Linked DNA regions of Homo sapiens: region 2 is linked to region 1. A link is a loop called in an ENCODE intact Hi-C map of the cell type or tissue named here. Cell type or tissue: PC-3. All regions are shown on one strand. Region 1 overlaps SPIRE1 (spire type actin nucleation factor 1). Region 2 overlaps SPIRE1 (spire type actin nucleation factor 1).

What was found. A loop is a pair of places that touch in the nucleus more often than their neighbours do. Peaks named below come from ENCODE experiments on the same cell type or tissue, not always from the same donor. Only the 100,000 strongest peaks of a DNase experiment are listed, where the experiment ranks them.
Region 2: a loop joins it to region 1, with 6 times the contacts of the local background. A loop is called at or near these places in 44 of 110 quality-filtered maps.

Annotation. Positions count from the first base shown.
Region 1 is chr18:12,540,483-12,548,482 of GRCh38, forward strand. It overlaps SPIRE1 (spire type actin nucleation factor 1), which reads right to left. Exons shown (of 17, transcript NM_001128626.2): 3 at 6,192-6,422. Among named protein-coding and RNA genes, the nearest start is that of SPIRE1, 110 kb to the right of the region's middle. In PC-3, no CTCF peak of the experiment used is centred here; a DNase peak (open chromatin) is centred at 3,439; H3K4me3 peaks cover 644 bases; H3K27ac peaks cover 2,086 bases.
Region 2 is chr18:12,636,166-12,644,165 of GRCh38, forward strand. The region is part of intron 1 of SPIRE1 (spire type actin nucleation factor 1); the gene reads right to left. Among named protein-coding and RNA genes, the nearest start is that of SPIRE1, 18 kb to the right of the region's middle. In PC-3, CTCF peaks have their summits at 4,660 and 4,909; DNase peaks (open chromatin) are centred at 1,916, 4,316 and 4,616; H3K4me3 peaks cover 1,934 bases; H3K27ac peaks cover 6,161 bases.

The DNA of each region.
Region 1 (8,000 bases):
CTCCTGCCTCAGCCTCCCAAGTAGCTGGGATTACAGGCTTGCACCACTATGCCCGGCTATTTTTTGTATTTTTAGTAGAGACGGAGTTTCACCATGTTGACCAGGCTGGTCTCAAACTCCTGATCTCAGGTGATCTGTCCACCTCGGCCTCTCAAAATGCTGGGATTACAGGCGTGAGCCACTGCACCTGGCCTCTCTGTTACTTTTTAATCACTGCATTCTGCATTTTCTTCTTAGCAATTGTTAGGATTTAAATTACAGTAGTTCCTCCTTATCCACAGTTTCACTTTCCATGGCTTCAGTTATCTATGGTCAACTGCATCCAAAGATATTAAATGGAAAATTCCAGAAATAAATAAATCCTAAGCTTTAAATTATATGCTGTGCTGAGTTGCATGGTGAAATCTCACACCATCCTGCACTGTCCTGCCTGGGGTGTGAATCACCCCTTTGTGCAGCATATTTGCTCTCAGCCTCAAGCGATCTACCTGCCTTGGCCTCCCAAAGTGCTGGGATTATAGGTGTGAGCCACCAAGCCTGGTCTGCATACCACAAACTTTGATAGGTCACGCATTTGTTATTATTCAGTTTATTTCCACTGTGATTTCTTCTTTGACTCTTGGGGCATTTAAAAGTAGTTTCTTAATTTCCAAGTATATGTGGAAATAATAAAATCTTTTTGTTATTCATATCTGGCTTAATTCCACCATGGTAACAGAACATTTCCTATGTAATTATAACCCTTTGAAATTTGTTAAGACTTGCTTTAAGGCCTGGAATACGGAGAAATTTTTAATTGTTCCATGTATACCTGAAAAGAATGTGTACTCTGCAGTGGGTGGGTGGCATGTCCTATTAAGTCAGGTTTGTTATTCTCATTATCCAAATATTCTATATTTGTACTGATACTAAGAGAGGTATTTTAAACCTCCCTCTATGGTTGTACATTTGTCTACTTCCCCTTTTAGTTGTATTTGTTTGAATGTTGTTCAATGCTACTGTTACAGGCTATGTTACTAGGTGCACATAAATTTATGAATGCTATTTCTCCTTAGTAAATTGAACTTTTTATCAGTAAGCATCCTTTTTTATCTCTAGTAATGCTTTTTGCCTTTAGGTCCATTTTATATTAAAATAATGTCTGTGATACTTTTCTTTTGGTTAGAATGTTATATTTTTCCATTCTTTTACTCAAGCTTTCTATGTCCTATTTATAGTGTCTACTCAGTAAACAATGTATGATTGGATTTTGTATTTTTAATGCAGTCTAAAAATCTGTGTCTTTTAAAAATTAGAGTATTTTAGGCTAGTACAATCCACAGAAATACAGTGTGAGCCATGTATGTAGTTTTAAATTTTCTAGTAGCCACATCAAAAAAAAATAAAAAGAAACAAGTGAAATTAACTTTGATAATATATTTTAGTTAACCCAATACAATAATATATATTATTGTAATACTTCAAATTATAGCCAATACAAAAATTATTAATGAGGCTTTTTTTTTTTCTTTTGAGATGGAGTCTCGCTCTGCTGCCCAGGCTGGAGTGCACTGGCATGATCTCGGCTCACTGCAACCTCTGCTTCCCGGGTTCAAGTGATTCTCCTGCCCCAGCCTCCCGAGTAGCTGGGATTACAGGCATGCAGCACCATGCCTGGCTAACTTTTTTGTCTTTTTAGTAGAGACGGGGTTTCACCATGGTAGTCAGGTCTCGAACTCCTGACCTCAAATGATCTGCCCACCTCAGCCTCCCAAAGTGCTGGGATTACAGGCATGAGCCACCGCACGCAGCCAACAAGGCATTTTACATTCTTTTTTTGGTACTAAGTGTTTGGAATCCAGTATAGATTTTGTACTTTCAGTCCACGTCAATTTAGACTAACCACATTTCAAGTGATTAATAGTCACATGTGGCTAGTAACTACTGTATTGAGCAGTATAAATTTAGACCATTTACATTTAATGTAATTACCAATATATTTCAGTATCAAATTACCATCTTCTATTTGTTTTCCCATCTGTTCTATATTCCTTTTCAATTCTTTCCATCTCTTCTTTTGGATTACCAGTAATTTTCTTAGCTCCACCTGCCCCCTTCCCTATTGGCCTGATATTTACAAATTCTTTTATTTATTTTTAGTGGCTTTTCTAATAAAGGTTAGGCTTTAGTGGCTTTCCTAATAAAGGTTAGCACTAATAAATTAGTGCTTTAACCTCTTCCCAATGCCAAGGTCTTAGAACACTAACTCCACGCTACTGTTATACATTTTAATTCTAAATATATTCTAAATCATGTAAGACATTATTATTTTTTGCTGTTAATATTCATTTAGATTTATTTTCATGTTTATTTTTCTTTTTTTGAGGTGGAGTCTTGCTCCATCGCCCAGGCTGGAGTGCAGGGGCACAATCTTGGCTTACTGCAACCTCCGCCTCCCAGGTTCAAGCCATTCTCCTGCCTTAGCCTCACAAGTAGCTGGGATTTCAGGCATGCACCACCATGCCCAGCTAATTTTTTGTATTTTTAGTAGAGATGGGGTTTCACTATGTTGGCCAGGCTGGTCGTGAACTCCTGACCTCAAATGATCCGCCCGTCTCGGCCTCCCAAAGTGCTGGGATTACAGGCGTGAGCCACCATGTCTGGCCCATGTTTATTTTTCTTTGCTCTTCAAATATTCTGCATCTCCTAGTTTCTACCAGACATGGACTGCCTTCTGCCTGATGTATACTCTTTGGTATTGCCTTTAGTCAAGGTCTGCTGGTGACAAATTTTCTGTGTTTGTCAGATAAGATATTTTACCTTTTCTTAAAGAAACAAAACAAAAAAAGATCTCACTGTGTCACCCAGGCTTGAGTGCAACGGCACCATTACTGCCCACTGCAGCCTCAACCTCCTGGGCTCAAGTGATCCACCATGCCTAGCTGATATTTTACCTTTATTGTTGAGACATTATACTGGATAAATAATTCTAGATTTAATGTTAGAACTTTGAAGATAGCATTCCACTCTGTCTTCTAACATTACTCTCCCCCTGACTTACTTTGTGAAACGGGTATTGGAATGCCTGCCCAATCTACCTCACAGTGTTACCCTAAGGCTCCAGTAATAGAAGGGGGATATAAAGGCACTTTTCAACTACAATGTACCATATTAAAACATAACAAATTATTAGATTACTTGAAATAAAAGACTATCCGGGACAAAAGTTACACATTAAAGAGCGTCTTGCTTGCTAAGAATTGAAAACAAATTGTTTCAAGTTCTTAAACATCCTATTATTTGTATTAATTAAACTTAGTTTCACATTTCTACTTCAAACAAGGAGAAAGCAGTTACAATTCTTCAGATAATTCTTGTCTTCTCTTCCAACAAAGTAAACAATGAGTCAATTTATGAATTGAGGTTTTTAACCTGCTAACCAAACCACAAACTCATATCTGCACTACACGATGAGGAATCATGGGTTTTATAATACTTTAAAATTTCCGTTTACTTGTAAAATGTTTCAGCAATTATTTTTCTTCTCATTCAGCTACATGGAACATTCAGAACAGTCACAGATGTGGAGAATTTTATGGGTCAGTTTTGATTAGCATGGAAACCAAGAAACAACAGGTGAGGTTGTGATATTCTCCAATAAAATTTCTAATAGAATTGGTAGTCTTCAGTTTTCCTTCAATCTATAAAACCTTAAAAAAATTTTTTTTCTTTCTTTCTTTTTTTTTTTCTTTTTTTGAGACAGAGTCTCACTCTGTCACCCAGGCTGGAGTGCAGTGGTGTGCTCTCAGCTCAATGCAACCTCCACCTCCTAGGTTCAAGAGATTCTCATGCCTCAGCCTCCTGACTAGCTGGGACTACAGGTATGTGCCACCACACCTGATTAATTTTGTATTTTTTTTTTTAGTAGAAACAGGGTTTCCCCATGTTGGCCAGCTAGTCTTGAACTCTTGGCCTCAAGTGATCCACCTGCCTCGGCCTCCCAAAATGCTGGGATTACAGGCATCAGCTATCGCGCCCAGTCGTTTTTTTTTTTTTCCTTTTAAATAGAGACGAGGTCTCACTATGTTGCCCAGGCTGGTCTCAAACTCCTGAGCTCAAGTGATCCTCCCACCTGGGTCTCCCAAAGTGGTGGGATTACAGGTGTGAGCCACCATGCCCAGCCAAAAACCTGTCCTCGTAAGCACCCTTTTAACTATTCATTTTTCATATAATGATAGCAATAAGTTAGGGAACCACAGTAGCTCAAATTAAAAAATAAAAGGTATCCATTCAAACTTCTAAATGTCCAATAATTTTTTTATAAGTTAAGATATTTAATGTCATTGAATAAGAATTTTAAAATTCCAATTACTCTCTGGATCTCATCTTCCAAACCTGTAGTTTAAGACAGCAATCTGGCTATGACATGTTACATTACTGGTGCCAGGGTTGATTTTATGGATCTAGTTGGTTAGGTGGGTGTTCCTTTCCTCTTTCACCACTCCTTATGTATACTTCCCCCAACACACACACCACCAAAATACTGTTAGCTCACTTTCAGATGTATGAGTGGTTTTGCTACTTAATGTAAAATGTTTTACTCTTCATTTTTTCAATCACTATTTATCAATGGTCTTCCACAGAACAAGCTGGTCATTTGTGGTCTGCAGAAAGTTTAATTGGCCTTTAAGTGTGTTTACATGTTTTTAAAAAATAAACCTTAACATCTAGAAAACATAACATAAATAAAACACATCAAATTTCTATTTGTTTGTGTATTTATATATATGTATTTTATGTGTAGAGCCTGCTGATTTAAAATGAGAAGCACTACACATCTTAAAAGAACTAAAGAATATATCTGAATTTCATAAGAATAATAACTTGTATAGTTCTTTCCAGAGTCCTTGAGAGTTGTACCATCTAAGGAGGCCTAAGGAACAGGGGCACTCAGCACACCTGAAAACTACCACTGTCACAGTGCTTCTATATTCCTGTCTCTGAAACACCTTTATGAAAAGTTGGAAAATAAGAGATACACCATTGACACTGCTTATAAAACCTAGTAAATATCATATATAAATAACTGAAAACAGAATGCTTTTATGGCTAATTTGACAGATCTGTTTGATGTTAATCTCTGTACATTTGGCATGGTAGAAATTATGACCTTCAAGTACATAGCAAAATTTAAAAGAGAAAAATTCAGTATAACCAACCAAACTTGCTTCATTACATATAAATACCACTAAGTAGGTCAAGAAAACCTAAAACAATCAGCTGTGACACTTGAGATGCAAAATCTTCATGTAAGTAAGTGGATCACAGTTGTTTTTTACTCTAGAAAAAGGAAATACAGAGGTCAACTGAAGATATAATGCCCAGTCAAGCTGATACATGACATGTAATGATAAGGGGTATATAATATCTAAAAGCGGTTTCTTGAGTTATGATTCAATCATAAATGTCCATGTTCAGGCTGCTGACAAATCTGGGAACTATTATTAAATGCCGAATCACCGTTCTTTATTATTATTATTATTATTGAGACGGAGTCTCGCTCTGTCACCCAGGCTGAAGTGCAGTGGCGTGATCTCAGCTCACTGCAAGCTCTGCCTCCCAGGTTCACGCCATTCTCCTGCCTCAGCCTCCCAAGTAGCTGGGACTACAGGTGCCCGCCACCACGCCCAGCTAATTTTTTGTATTTTTAGTAGAGACAGGGTTTGACCGTGTTAGCCAGGACGTTCTTGATCTCCTGACCTCGTGATCCGCCTGCCTCGGCCTCCCAAAGTGCTGGGATTACAGCCGTGAGCCATCGCGCCCAGCCTCGTTATTATTTTTAAATAAATGTAGATATGTGTCAACCATTCAATTTTTTAAAAAATAACAGCTTGGACACAGTGGCTCATTTCTGTAATCCCAGCACTCTGGGAGGCCAAGGCAGGAGAATCACTTGAGCCCAGGGGTTCAAAACCAGCCTGAGCAACATAGCAAGACCTCATCTCTGCAAAAAATTTAAAAATTAGCCAGGTGTGGTGGCATACACCTGTAGTCCCAGCTACTCATGAGGCAGAGGCTACAGTGAGCCATGATCACACCACTGCACTCTAGCCTGGGCGACAGAGTGAGACCATCTCTCCAGGGGGGGAAAAAAAAGAAGAAGAAATAACAACTCTTGAAAAAAACAAGTACTGCATAAAACGCTGCCTTACCTTCATGACATCTCTATATGACCGAATAGCTGAGATTTTTCTCTTTTCATCTTCATCTCCCAGGCCTTCTTCTGCAGCCTCATAGCCCTCATCATTGCTACCGTCAGCTTCCACCGTGTTGGCCATGTGATCGATAAGCTGCTCTAGGGGAGGGCTTAATTCCCTTTCTTCATTCTCCTTCAAACCATAGTCCAGTGCTTTATAAATAATAATTCCCAAAGATTCAATGACCTAGGAACATTTAAAAAAGTGGTTAATGGAGATGAATGAAGAGCTTTCTAGGACTAATTGTGAGGCATAAGATGTTTAGTATGATTTTTTCCCTCAAACCAACATACAACACATACACAAACCCTTTTTATATTCTCTTAGATTTATACTTTGTGTTAAAATTTGTATTTGCCATTCATATATAAAATATTAACCGAGTTGATTTTCCACATTTCCCAAAGGTATTTCTGAGAACAGATATAGTTATCAAAGAATATATCCTCTCAGAACTCTTATGCCAATGTTTATCTAATTAGAGATGCACAGACATCCCAAGTATCTGAAAGACTGAAAACTCACTTACGGGTAGCAATTAACTCAAGCCTAAACAACAACAAAAATCTATTCATATCCATGTATACACACTTCTCTAGTTCCATTCAATCACTGAAAACACATCTCTCTCAGACGATGCAAACAAATGAGAGACCTTTTGCAAACCCTGAATTTTCAAGGCAGCTCACAGATAACCCTCCCTACCACACACCTCCATCAATATTACTGCCGGGCAAATGAACCTCATTTATGAACAGTAGATACACCACTGTTGCATACCACCTCGACAACTGCTCCAGACTTTGGCCAATACAGGAAATCCCACTTTATTTCTCAATAGTGCCTTTCTGCTATATATTTAAAAAAGCACATATAAAACCTTTTAATTTTATTGTTCTCTCTCTCTCTGTGTCTCTCTCTCTCTCTCTAAAGAACACTGGCAGCCAGCGTGGTGGCTCATGCCTGTAATCCCAGCACTTTGGGAGGCTGAGGCGAGCAGATCACTTGAGGTCAGGAGTTCGAGATCAGCCTGGCCAACATGGCGAAACCCTGTCTCTACTAAAATTACAAAAATGAGCTGGGCGTGGTGGCGTGTGCCGGTAATCCCAGTTTCTTGGAAGGCTGAGGCAGGAGAATCGCTTGAACTGGGGAAGCGGAGCTGACATTGCGCCACTGCACTTCAGCAAAACTCTATCTCATAAAAACAAACAAACAAACAACAACAACAACAACAAACAGGCAATGAAGCCAAAGAATTAAAATTAAATCCTGACTTTTACCACTAGCCAGCTGCCTCAGGACAAATCATTTTAGTGATGACTTTTCTCATCCGTTAAATGGGGATGTCAATGATACCTCCATTTAATAAGATTCTGTTGAGACTATGCATTCACTATGCATGGAAGTACCTGGTACAATATCTGACTTATTACAGGGACTCAATAATGATCTCACTGCTCTCTCCTTCCTTTAGCCCATTCTTTTCCAATGTTTATCAGTTACTCCCAAAATAAATAAAATCTTTCATTTTCAGTATTTCATTTATAGCTGGTAATACCGCATTTTTAAAAAAGTGCATCACAAATAAAAAAGAAAGTCAGAAGTTTCTAACATGAGTTAAATACAAGAGAGTCATTGACTAGCTCTTAAAAGCCTCACTCAAAATTCTCTACAAAAATTCAAAAATTCTCTACAAAATCTGAAATCTACTTTACCAATGAAATAATATTTTCTCAACACTAGCATTCAAAATGAATATCATGC
Region 2 (8,000 bases), 96 kb after region 1:
TACAGGCGTGAGCCACCATGCCCAGTCAGTACTAGAAAATTTAATTTCCCCAGACTACACTTAGATTTCACTGACCTAAATTCAAATATGCATTTAGCTCTATACCTTTCCCTTCACCCAATACTATCCTCCCACTTCTTCCTCTCCCCAGGATTTACCCTCACACCTAGCCCACAGTGGTTATTCTAACAGCCTTGTTATTTTTTTAGTACTTAACTAGAATTTCTATGCCTCAGACTGTATTATGACATCACAAAAGAAAAATCACAAATAATAGCTTTTGTATGCTCCCAATTCTTAAAATAAAAAATAAAATTGAAACCACAATTTCTTATTTGAAATGAGTTGGTTGAAAAAAAAACAAAAATGAAAAAATAAAAGAAGACAACCACAACTCCTCATCTCTTAATGATCCTAATGAGAAACACTGGCTGAAACTGAGACCAGAAAATAAGGGGCCTTAGGTTCTATGAATTAAATTAAAAATTATATATGAGCAATAAAGACTACATGAACATATATATAAAATGAGCTTACTAGCTAAGGGTTTATATAATAGGGTTTGATAAGTATAAGACTGTTATTTTACTTATATATTTATTTATTGTTACATAAAACTCTACATTCAACAGTGATTTATAACATACATTTTATTTATTTATACATATGATTGTTTGTTCAGACCATTAATGCTTTTGGTAGTTAAGAATACTTAACTCCCATAAAATTGGTAATTAATTTTACTCGGCAAAGTACTACTGGACAGAAACAGCTCAAGGAAGGGTACAGACTGCCTTTCGGCAAACAGTTACTGAGAGCCTACTCTGCATGGGGGGAAGAGAGAGAGGGAGGAAGAGAGGAGCACTCAGGCAAACTGTAACAGAGAGTAGCCTCTTTAAGAGTATATGAGTTGGCCAAGTGCAGTGGCTCACGCCTGTAATCCCAGCACTTTGGGAGACCGAGGCAGACAGATCATGAGGTCAGGAGATTGAGACTATCCTGGCTAACATGGTGAAACCTCATCTCTATTAAAAATACAAAACATTAGCCGGGTGTGGTGGCAAGTGCCTGTAGTCCCAGCTACTCGGGAGGCTGAGGCAGGAGAATGGCGTGAACCCGGGAGGCAGAGCTTGCAGTGAGCCGAGATTGCGCCGGTGCACTCCAGCCTGGGTGACAGAGTGAGACTCTGTCTCAAAAAAAAAAAAAAAAAAGAGTATGTGAGTTTACATCTTCAGTAGGATATATTCTGAAGATAAAGAGAATTACAAAGAAATCTATAAGTTTTTGTAGTACGTTTCTTGTTGGTAGTATAAAATTCTGAAACTATTTTAATGTATTGCAGCAATGAGCACATGAGTAAATACACTGATATTGCTGGGAGTCATGACTTACACTATGGGAGAAGGAATACACAAACCTAACGTGAGAAGAAAAGGAGCCCTGTGGTGGCAAACTGTAACTAGAGATATTACACAACTTCAAAACATTTCCTAGCTCTGCTCATCAAAAGTGGGAGAAGCCCATGGGGCACGCCAAGCCCATTCCCCTTCAACAGAATCAGGATTCCTTGGGAAATTGGCTGATTTCAGGGCTGGGACAGGGAAATTACAAGGTAAGTCAGGAACATCTTTTTGTACCAGAAAACAATGAAGTGCTTAAAAACAATGATAGAGGAGTGCCAAAAGGGCATAAGAGTCTATAAAATAAGATTTTTTTCAATGACCTGCATTATAAAACTGAAAATGCTGTAAAAGTACTAAAAATTTTTGTGAGAATTCAACAGCTCTTGGTCATTCAATTTGAATTGGTGAGTAACTCACGGTAATATGAAAAGGCTGTAAGTACAAAGTATTTGACCAACTACACAGGTCTGCCATCCAAATTCCTGCTCAAAAGCTAATCTAGGAATCCAAAAATCCCAATCACATGACATCAGAGCTTAAAGGGATCTTGGAAATGATCTTGCTCAATCCATTCATTTTATACATGAGTAATTTGGCTGGGTGTGGTGTCTTGCGCCTGTAATCCCAGCACTTTGGGAGGCTGAGGTGGGAGGATTGTTTGAGCTCAGGAGTTTGAAACCAGCCTAGGTAACATAGCGAGACCCAGTTTCTATCAAAAATAAAAAATTAGCCACGCATGTTGGCACAAGCCTGTAGTCCCAGCTACTCAGGAAGCTGAGGAAGGAGGATCACTTGAGCCCAGGAGGTCCAGTCTGCAGTGAGCTGTGATAGTGCCACAGCACTCCAGAACAGGTGACAGAACAAGGCCTTGCCTCAGAAACCATTAATTAATTAATTAAAAACAGATGAGTAATCTGAGAGCTCAAGGAGTCAAATGAGTTGCACATAATGACACAGAGTTGGTGACAGAGTGAAGAGCACACTCTAAGGCTCCTGATTCCTCCTCATGTATGTTGGTGTGGTTTTCTTATTCTAATCCTCTTGATATGGTTTGGTTCTATGCCCCCACCCAAATCTCCTGTTCAATTATAATTCTCAATGTTAGAGGTGGGGCCTGGTGGGAAGTGATTAGATCATGAGGATGGTTTCTAATGGTGTAGCACCATCCATCCCCCTAGTGCTGTCCTGTGATAGCGAGTTATCATGAGATCTGGTTGTTTCAGTCTGTAGCACCTCCTCCTTCCCTCTTTCTTCCTCCTGCTCCAGCCATCCAGGACGTGCTGGCTTCCCCTTCACCTTTTGCGATGACTGTAAGTTTTCTGAGGCCTCCCCAGCCATGCTTCCTGTACAGCCTGCAGAACAGTGATCCAATTAAACCTCTTTTCTTTATAAATTACCCAGTCTCAGGTAGTTCTTTATAGCAATGCAAGAATGGACTAATATATCTCCATTCCCACTTTCAGTGGCTGTTGGGATTGAGGGGAACTGCAGGGGTACTGTCCAGGCTAACTACCATTTCTACTGTTTCTGAGGAATGGGGAAATGCATTCCTCAAAAAAAATTTTTTTTTTGAGACGGAGTCTCGCTCTGTCGCCCAGGCTGGAGTGCAGTGGCATGATCTTGGCTCACTGCAAGTTCTGCCTCCTGGGTTCAGGCATTGCACTCCACCCTGGGCGAGACAGCGCCACTCCATCTCAAAAAAAAAAATTCTGGGTGAAGTCACAGGATTTGTAAGTTTTAGAGGGATTCATTCCTTAGGTCTGGTGCAGTAAAACAGAAGTGGCCAACCTTTGAAGAAAGACTCAGAACTTGTCAAGTGTAAATCCCTTGATGCTATACTGGTAGTTTCCAATTGAAGAAGCTGTTGTTGAATTGAGGAATGCGGCCAGGCGCAGTGGCTCATACCTGCCATCCGAGCACTTTGGGAGGCCAAGGCAGGTGGATCACGAGGTCAGGAGTTCAAGGCCAGCCTAGCCAAGATGGTGTAACCCCATCTCTACTAAAAATACAAAAATTAGCTGTGCATGGTGGCAGATGCCTATAATCCCAGCTACACGGGAGACTGAGGCAGAGAATTGCTTGAACCCAGGAGGCGGAGGTTGCAGTGAGCAGAGATCACGCCACTGCACTTCCAGCCTGGGCGCAAGAATGAGACTCCATCTCAAAATAAATAAATAAATAAATAAAAATAAAAAAAAGAAAGGCTGAGGTGGGAGAATGGCTTAAGCCCAGGAGGCAGGCAATGAGCTGAGATGGTACCACTGCACTCCAGCCTGGGCAACAGAGCCAGACATTGTCTTTAAAAAAAAAAAAAAAATTTATTAGACGAGTCCCCTTATGTCCCAGGAAACAGAAAAGCCTATGCCTTCCTATAAACTGACACAGAATGGCTTTACGAAACAAACTAGTCCTGATATAAAATGTCTGTCATAAAGAATTCATAACTAAGGCAACACTGTCATCTTCAGCAGACATTATAAATCTTAAATATTGATAATCAGATCATTTCACCATGGGTCTGCTCAGAGAATGCAAATAATACTTTCAAATTAAGGTAGCTACTTATCTTTAAAGTAGAAACCTCAGCATATGGCTGACTTATCATGCAGTCACATTATCAATATGATTCAAACTAGCTGAATAAGCAAAAGGCAAACTATACCTACCAAAAAAACAGAATTTCTGGAACTTTTAAGATAAATGGTTCTCAGAATTATTCTCCAGCTTTTTACTATGTGACCAAATTCTAGACAATGTTTCAGTCCCTCTAACCATGTGAAATTATGTTCTTTTTCATGCTAAAACTGAGATACCAATGAATACACCCTGCTCTCCTGCCAGCATACCTCTGCCACCTTCATTTGTTCAGTAAATATTTATTCACCACCTACTAAGTACTACTCATAAGCACTGATGACACACTGTCGTAGTAAACAAGCTAGACACAGTTCTTGCCTCATAAGGCTTACATTTTATTGAACACAGCCCCAAAAAAGTAATCAAACAAAACAGAACTCGTGATAAATGGATCCAAAAGGGAGAGAAAGTAACAGAAATGACCCCATCTGGGGTGGTCAGGTAAGATTCCTCCAAAAGATGATATTTAAACAGAGACCTTGAAGCTGGGTAGAACCAACTGCAGGGCGGGAAGAAGAATCTGTTCCGGAAGCAGGAGGTGGCGTGTGACAGGCCTGGGAAGTGTTTGGTGGATGAGTAACATAAACTGTGTTTAGACAGGCAGGGGGCAGATCACACAGGCTTGTAAGGATAGTATGATGAGTTCAGATTTGACTTTAAGGAAAATGGGAAGCTATTGAAGGATACCAGGCAAGAGGGTCAGCTGCGTCCAGGTAGTTTCCAGGTCAGTCTTGCTATAATGTGAAGAACGTAGTGGAGACAGCCAGATGGAAAGCTCAAGGCCAGCGAGGAGGCTACTATCATTGTACTGCAGCACTACACGCGGGCGGCCAGGCAGGGAGATGGCAGTAATGAGGGTGAAAAGGAGAGGGTTCATGAAATAATTTGGAAGTAGAACAGGATTTGTTAATGGATTGACAAACAACATCCTGAACATGCTCCATGTTTTCAAGAATAATATTCTCAAACATTTGACCAAAACTGATCAACAACAACCATTAGTTTAAGAACTATAATACTTTTATAAGAAAGGAGTTTATTAAATATGCTTCTGGGACAATTTTTGTATTATTACTAGGAAAAAAAACCCATAGTTTTGTAGTTAACAGGCTGAAATTTAGCAATAAAAAAATTTCTACAGCCTAATCATACCCGAATTTCTTTTTTTCTTTTTTTTTTTTTGAGATGGAGTCTCGCTCTGTCGCCAGTCTAGAGTGCAGTGGCACGATCTTGGCTTACTACAACCTCCGTCTCCAGGGTTCAAGCGATTCTCCTGCCTCAGCCTCCCAAGTAGCTGGGACTACAGGCACACACTACCATGCCCAGCTAATGTTTGTATTTTTAGTAGAGACGGGGTTTCACCATGTTGGCCAGGATGGTCTTGATCTCTTGACCTCATGATCCGCCCACCTCAGCCTCCCAAAGTGCTGGGATTACAGGCGTGAGCCACCACACCCAGCCTCATACATGAATTTCTAAAGTGCAGTGGCCACTGAGGACTTGGAATCAATGAACAGAACTTCAAAAGTTAGGACAGTGAAACTACGTATTTATTAGCTTAAACCAATTTCCCCCAACAAAATCATCTTTGCCAAGTTGCATTTTAAGGGAAAAAAGAATGTTATGCTTTTTTTTTTTTTTTTTTGAGATGGAGTCTTGCTCTGTCGCCCAGGCTGGAGTGCAGTGCATGATCTTGGCTCACTACAGCCTCCGCCTCCCAGGTTCAAGCAATTCTCCTGCCTCAGCCTCCTGAGTAGCTGGGACTACAGGCACGCACCACCACGCCCAGCTAATTTTTGTATTTTCAGTAGAAATGGGATTTCACCATGTTAGCCAGGATGGTCTCAATCTCCTGACCTTGTGATCCGCCCGCCTCAGCGTGAATGTTATGGATTTGATACAAAAAACAGTCAGGGACATGACCTCTAATTTTAAATATCTCTCATGGAAAAAGCATTCATCTGTTCATTCACCAACAATACGTTTGTGTGACAGGCACTCTCCAGAACTTGCATCTTCTTCCTTGAGATTATCTGACCCCCACCCACAGACTCTGCCCCAAGCCAGGCTCTAGGACTTTCAGCCTTCAATCACCTTTGCCATAAATGTGACTTCTATCCTAATTCAGAAATGGAAGCTCCCACTTTATTTTTGACATAGACTACACTTTGCTTCCTAGATTTGTAACTAAATCCCTTACCTTTCAAAAAAAATGACAGCCTTGGATTGTTATTACCAGTCACCTTCCCAGGGACTAGAGTCTCCCCTTGGACCTAGTATCAGTGATTAAAACCCGCCACAAAATTTGGATATTATCTTTTATCTATTTTATGTAATCTGGCAACACTGGAAGCTTGCAGAGCAAATAAGTTTCATCTCTAGTGCCAATTCTGAGTAACAGTGGCTGTCTAGAATGTCATCTTCAGAAGTATTCTGATGGCAAGTACAGGATAGGAGGTGCCCAGGACTATTTAGAAATGGTCTCACTCATAAGTGGGAGTTGAACAATGAGAACACATGGACACAGGGAGGGAAACAACACACACCAGGGCCTGTCAGGGATGGCAGGGGAAAGGGGAGGAAGAGCATTAGGACAAATATGTAATGCCTGTGGGGCTTAAAACCTAGATCACGGGTTGACAGGTGCAGCAAACCAGCATGGCACATGTATACCTATGTAACAAACCTGCACATTCTGCACATGTATCCTGGAACTTAAAGTAAAATTTTAAAAAAGAAGAAGAAATGCTGCCATAGGAATAGAAGACATAATATTTGTATTTAAAGAATAGTACTGTATTCATAAGTATAATAAAAATGTGTAACTTACAAAACTCATTACAAAAAGATATTTCTTGACTATGTATAGTATATGTAGTAAAGGATAAATAGCTAAAAATGTTTATAGTATAAACATTTTTAAATGTTTATACATAAATAGCTAAAAATGTTTATAGCCTGGAGCCACATTTCTGACACTCCTGTGTTAGAAGACAAGGACAATGAAAGTCAAAGTACTCTTTGTAAACTGGGTTGATTTGGATTAAACTTTTCCCTAGTAACAGCAATTCAAACATTGCTTAAACTTCACAAGCTCAAAAATACATAGACATATCACTAGATTTTAGGAATGAGAACTTGGAGGGGAACCTCCCCAAGCCAAATCATAAACAGAGTTCTAGCAGGTGACAATCCCAAATGTTCTACTATTCCCTATCAATTGAAGAGTTCTGGTTTTCATGCATTTCATACACACATCTGTGTCCATTCTCTTTAGAATCTCCTGCCCCTCTGTGGCATCTGAGTATGAGACAACCTAGCCAACAAGAGCCCTGCAGAGAAGCATCCCAGGAACTTCTATCTTCCAAGCCCTAATTCCCTTTAGTTATATCACAACTCTACCAGCCATATCCACTTACCCAAATGTGTTACTTTCCCTCTGTCAAGATTTGGGAGATCTGATTTAAAAACTATAAAAACAACATAGGCTTGACATAGACTACACTTTGCCATTTTTAGCTATTTAACCTTTACTATAAACATTTTTAGCTATTTAACCTTTACTACATATACTATATATAGTCAAGAAATATTTTTGTAATGAGTTTTGTAAGTTACACATTTTTATTATACTTATGAATACAGTACTATTCTTTAAATATAAATATAATGAAAAGATCATTAATTAAAGAAGAAAGTCAAGCTGAGCACTGTGACTCACATCTATAATCCCAGCACTTTGGAAGGCTGGGGGTGGGGGCGCGAATCATTTGAGGTCAGGAGTTTGAGACCAGCCTGGCCAACATGGTGAAACCCTGTCTCAACCAAAAAAAAAAAAAAAAAATTAGCTGGGCATGATGGCACATGCCTGTAGTCTCAGCTACTTGGGAGGCTGAGGAGGGAGAATCGCTTGAACACAGGAGGCGGAGGTTGCAGTGAGTTGAGATCGAGCCACTGCAC